2 separate regions of the Homo sapiens genome follow, and region 1 is linked to region 2. A link is an interaction called in ENCODE POLR2A ChIA-PET data of the cell type or tissue named here. Cell type or tissue: PC-9. All regions are shown on one strand. Each heading gives the region's core, and the rest is flanking DNA. Links, peaks and the distances in the headings are about the cores only. Region 1 has its middle 17 kb from the start of GCNT3. Region 2 has its middle 160 kb from the start of POLR2M.

What was found. ChIA-PET counts read pairs that join two places held together with the same protein. Peaks named below come from ENCODE experiments on the same cell type or tissue, not always from the same donor. Only the 100,000 strongest peaks of a DNase experiment are listed, where the experiment ranks them.
Region 1: POLR2A ChIA-PET joins it to region 2 with 21 read pairs; 2 of 35 experiments call an interaction of 5 or more read pairs at or near these places.

Annotation. Positions count from the first base shown.
Region 1 is chr15:59,593,004-59,595,820 of GRCh38, reverse strand. No RefSeq gene overlaps it. Among named protein-coding and RNA genes, the nearest start is that of GCNT3, 17 kb to the left of the region's middle. In PC-9, for the core only: no CTCF peak of the experiment used is centred there; a DNase peak (open chromatin) is centred at 1,160; H3K27ac peaks cover 1,828 bases.
Region 2 is chr15:57,869,287-57,872,103 of GRCh38, reverse strand. No RefSeq gene overlaps it. Among named protein-coding and RNA genes, the nearest start is that of POLR2M, 160 kb to the right of the region's middle. In PC-9, for the core only: no CTCF peak of the experiment used is centred there; no DNase peak of the experiment used is centred there.

The DNA of each region.
Region 1 (2,817 bases), core at 171-2,670, 1.7 Mb before region 2:
GGGTGAGCAGAGATCAGCCAGACAAACAACAGGAGAAGCAGGAACCACTGAGCTGAAGGTCCAACACAGTGGCCTGAGCCTCGAGTCACAATGCCTGGCCTTGTCTCAATGTGTGCTCAGGTATTTCTCTTGCCTTCCTTTTGGCTTCTGAAAATAACCAGGCTCTTTATCATCTCTGGACTTTGATTCAGGCTGCTCTCTCTGCCTCCTCAGCTTGCCTGCGACTTCCTCTAGGCAGCCTCCCATGACCCTTCCCTGGGTTGAACGCACCTCTTCCTAGTTTTTTTTTTTTTTTTTTAAAGAGCGCGTCACACTGCCACCCAGCTGGAATGCAATGGCGTGATCTCAGCTCACCTCACAGTGACCTCCACCTCTTGGGCTCAAGCATCCTCCTGCCTCAGCCCCCCAAATAGCTGGAAGTACAGATGTGTGCCACCATACCCAGTTAATTTTTTTATTTGTAGAGATGGGCTTTCACCATGTTGCCCAGGCTGCTCTCGAACTCCTGAGCTCAAGTGATCCACTCGCCTCCACCTCCCAAAGTGCTAGGATTGCAGGCCTGAGCCACCATGCCCAGCCCCTCTTCCTAGCTGTCATACCATCCTGAAATGCTTCCTCATCATACTATTTCCCACACTCTATACTTGGCTATGTTGTCAGTTCCTCCAGTACAAGGATTATGCTTCCTTGTTCACTTTTTAATCCCTAATATCTTACAAATAACAACAACTAAGATATACTGAGTCTAAGTATGTGCCAAATGCTGTTCCAAGCACCTAACATTTAGTTCTCACAACAAATCCTATAAGGCAGAGAGACACTGAGTAACTTATTCAAAGTTATAACAACTGGTAGGTGGCAGAGCCAGAATTTATACCCTGGCAGAGAAGCGCCAGGCCTACCTACTTCTCCACTCCAGTCCAGCTGCCCACACTGCAAGTAAAATAATTCCTAGTCAGGCTGGCCAACTCCTAGTACAATTCTAGATCAGGCTGGGCTACTTCCTGGCTGGGGAACTCCCTTGGATATAACCTTTCTCTTCCCTGTGCCTGTTTCTTCAACCATAAAGATAGATAAAGTGGATCCTAACTGGAAAAAGTAACTTGCCCAGAGTAACACTGATGAATTCATGCTCAGGGAATCCAGCTTCAAGGTCAGTTTGCTTAGCCTCACACTCATTGCCTGGGGAACACGTAACTGTTTGTGGAGTGTGTGATAAAGTGGTTGGATGGATGAGACTGCCCAGCTCCGAAGGAGGAAGGATCACTGAATTCTAAGACACATTTCATTCAGTACCCTAGTGACTCATGCTCTCCTTGTGAAGAAACTTACAGAAAAAAGCATGTCAACAGCAGTCAACATATTATTATTTTACAAAAACTCAATATTTTACCTGCTTTTTTGAAACTTTTTCTCTTGACAATATACTGAAAGTCATTCCATGGTAGTACATTGAAAGCTACATTTTTCTTTTTTTTCTTTTTTCATTTTTTTCAACACCCTGGACAACACACTAAAACTACCTTGTTTTTAAAGGCCACAGATTACCTCTTCAGTTATGCTTGAGTTACAGTATATTTAAATAATCGTGTTTTTAACAAAAAGTAGTTATTTACAATGCATTTCTAATTACAAAAATAGCTGTATTAAAATACACACATATATTGAAAGCTGTGTCAACATTTAAATTTTATAAAATACATGTGTATATATATTTGTGCAGCTATTTTTATAGAATTATTAGAAGTATAATTTCTGGGTCACAGCTTTAAAAGTGTTTGATACTTCTCAAAAGGTTTTATCCACTTAATACAAAAGTACCTGTTGGGTGGGCATGGTGGCTCACACCTGTAATCCTAGCACTTTGGGAGGCAGAGGTGGGAGTGGTGGTATGCAACTGTAATCCCAGCTACTTGGGGGGCTGAGGCGGGAAGATCACTTGAGCCCAGGAGGTCAAGGCTGCAGTAAGCTGAGATTGTATCCCTGCACTCCAACCTGGGTGACAGGCTCTCTCAAAAAAAAAAAAAAAAAAGATAATGTTTAAGAAATAAATAAAATAAAGTACCTGTTTACCCCTTGTCATCATCTGGTATCATCTGGTACTTTTGTCTTTCCACAATCAATAAATTAAATAATGACATCTTACTGTAGTTTTAATCTGTTTCTTTGATTAGTAGTAAGCTTGAGCATTTTTTCATAGTTTGGGGGACCATTTGCATTTCTTATTTTTTTCTTTTTTAGAGACAGGGTCTCACCTTGCCACTCAGGCTGGAGTGCAATGGCAAGATCACGGCTCACTGCAGCCTTGCCCTCCTGGGCTCAAGCCATCCTTCCTCCTCAGCCTCCTGAGTACCTGGGACTACAGGTGGATGCCACCCCACCCAGCTAATTAAAAAAAAAAAAAAAAAAAAAAAAACGTGTAAAGGTGAGGTCTTGCTATGTTACCCAGGATGGTCTAGAACTCTTGGCTTCAAGCAATCCTCCCACCTTGGCCTCTTAAATTTCTTTACTATTAACTTTTTTCTCCATATTTTCCTATTGGAGTGTTAGCTGATTTTTATTAATCTGTGAGAGTTCTTTCAGCTTAATGTCTATTCCCTCTTTGTTCTGGTTTTGTAGACATTGTATCCTAGTGTACTGTTCAACTTTGACTACGTTTTATGGGGTTCTTTCCTAGGGGCAACAGTTAATATACAGAAGATTGCATTGATTTTGTGTAGCCAAATTTATCCACACTTTCCTTTTGGCTTCTGAGCTTCAATATAATGCTTAGAAAACCCATTTCCATTCCAGAGTCATATACATATTCACTCACAT
Region 2 (2,817 bases), core at 37-2,536:
AATATGTGTGGGTGTGTAATGTGTATAATTTTTCTCTTTGTATATATGCTAGGGGAAAAAAGCTAGAAGTAAGAAACACCAAAATATTAACAGTGAGCTTTTTTCTGAGTTATAAGTAAGACTATGCGTATTTTTTTCCTTATGCCTTTAGGTATGTTCCGCCTAATAAAGAACATTCATTTCTTACAGTCATAAAGTTACTTTAAAATGATGAAATTAGAAGCAACAGAATATTAGAGCTGAAGTGATTATAGAGATGAGTCTAATTTCCTCACATCCAAAAAGTGAAAACAGAGACCGAGCTGAGTGAATTGACCAAAGTTCATTTTGTAACTTAAGCTGGGTCCTAGAACTTCTGGCTTTTGAGTCAGTGTTTGTCCTCCAAGTTGCTGCTTGCACATCATTTTTTAAGTTATTGATAAGTGTGTTCATTGCTACTATACAAAAGTGCAGTTCATTGTTGTACATTGATTTTGTGTCCCACAAATTAGCTGAACTCACTTATTAGTTCTAGGAGTCTTTATTTCTTTAGTAGATTCATTGGAATTACCTAAAAAGGCAACCAAGTCATCTGCAAATAGGGACAATTTTATTTCTTTCCTAATGATTTGAATGCCTTTTCTTGCCTTACTGCACTGGCTAGAACTTCCAGTACCATGTTAAATAAGAATGGTGAGAGTTACCCTTTTTGCCCTGTTCTGATCTTACAGGGAAATCATTCAGACTTTCATTATTAAATATAATGTTAACTGTGGGTTCTTACAGGTGCTGTTTATTTGGTTGAGAACATTACTTCTATTCATATTTTTCTGAGAGTTTATCATGAATGAGGGTTGAATTTTCTTCAAATGCTTTCTCTGCATCAATTGACATAATCATGTACTTTTTCTTTGATAGCCTATAATTAAACTAGATCACACTGACTGATTTTCCAATATTGAGCCAGGCTTGCATCCTTAGAATAAACCCCACTTGGACATGTTATATAGCTCTCTTTATATATATTGTTCAATTCTATTTGCTAAAGTCCTAAAGGTTTCTGTGTCTATAGCCATGAGAATGGCCTGTTGTTTCATTTTTTTTTTAAACTATCTTTGTCTGGTTTTGATATCTGGACAATCCTGGATGTATAGAATGAACTGGGAAGCATTACTTCCTCTTGTTTTTTTTTTTTTTTTTTTTTTTTTTTTTTGGGAAGAGATTGTGCAGAACTGGTGTTTATTTTCCAACTATTTGGCAGAATTCCCTAGTGGAATTATTTGGACCTGGAGACTTCTTTTTGGAGAAGTTTTAAAAATTATGAACTCAATTTCCTTAATAGCTATAGAGCTATTCACATTATCTATCTACTGTTGGGTGAGTTGTGGTAGTTTGTGCTTTTCTTAAATTGGCCGATTTCATCGAATTTGACAAATTTATGTGAGTAGAGTTTTTTGTAATAGTCTCTTTTGATGTCTTTGAGGTCTATAATGATATCCCCTGTTTAATTCCTGATGTTAGTAATTTGTGTTTTCTTTAATCTTTTCTTTGCTAATTTTGTTAGAGGTTGGTCAATTTTATTGATCTCTTCAAAGAACTCATTCTTTCATTGATTTTTCTCTGTTGTTTTCCTCTTTTCAGTTTTATTGATTTCTGCTCTTTATAATTTATTTTCTTCTACTTGTTTTGGGTTTATTTTGCCCTTTTTCAGGTTGTTAAGATCAAGGTTTAGATTATTGAGACTTTTTCAAATTTATTTAGTGCTATAAATTTCTCTCTAAGCATTGCTTTAGCTATGTCCCACAAATTTAATATGTTGCATTTTTATTTTAATTTAGTTCAATGTATTTTTATTTCCCTTTAGACTTCTTCTTTGACCCATGGATTATTTAGCAGTGTGTTATTAACATCCAGGGATTTGGAGATTTTTAAATTATCTTTTTGTTACTGATTTCTACTTCAGTGTCATTGTGGTCAGAGAATATACACTGTATGATTTTTTTTCTTTTACATTTTTTGAGGTTTGTCTTATTGCCTAAGATATGATCTATCACGGTATAGGTTCAATGGGCGCTTAAAAATGTGTATTCCACTTCAATTAAGTAGAGTGTTCTATAAATGTTGATTAGCTTCTGTCAGCAATCATGTTGAGTTTTTCTATGTTCTTGCTAATTTTCTGCCTAGTTGTTCTATTAATTGCTGAGAGAGGAATGAAGTATTCAACAGTAATGGTGAATTTGACAACTTCTCCTTTCAGCTCCGTCATTTTACAGCTCTGTGTTTGGTGCATACCCACTTAAGACCAGTGTATTTTCTTGGTGAATTCTGTTTTTATTATTAAATAATGTCTCTCTCTGCTCTGATAATTTTGTTTTGAAGTCTGTCCAACATTTATATAGCCACCCGTTTCCCTTTGATTAAAGTTTGCATGATATACCTTTCTCTATCCTTTTAATTTCAATCTACCTATATTTAAAGTAAGCTTATAGATGGCCTATAGTTTGGCCTTATTTTTAATTCACTCTTGGAAGTATTATAAAAGGATATTTAGAACCACAACAGGCATTACAATTTTTGCTTCAGCTGTCAAACATAATTTAGAAAATTCAAGGAGAGTTAATATTGTATTTACTTATATTTTTACTCTTTTTGATGTTCCAGATTTATTTTTAAATTGTTTATTTTCTATTTAGAAAACTTCATTTAGCCATTCTTTTGGGGTATGTCTGATGGTGAGAAATTTTTACCATCATTTTTTAAATCTTTCATTCTCCTTTCCAACATATGCCCAGAAAGCTCCAAATCAGAAATTCTGAAGATCCCAGTCAGATCTTAATG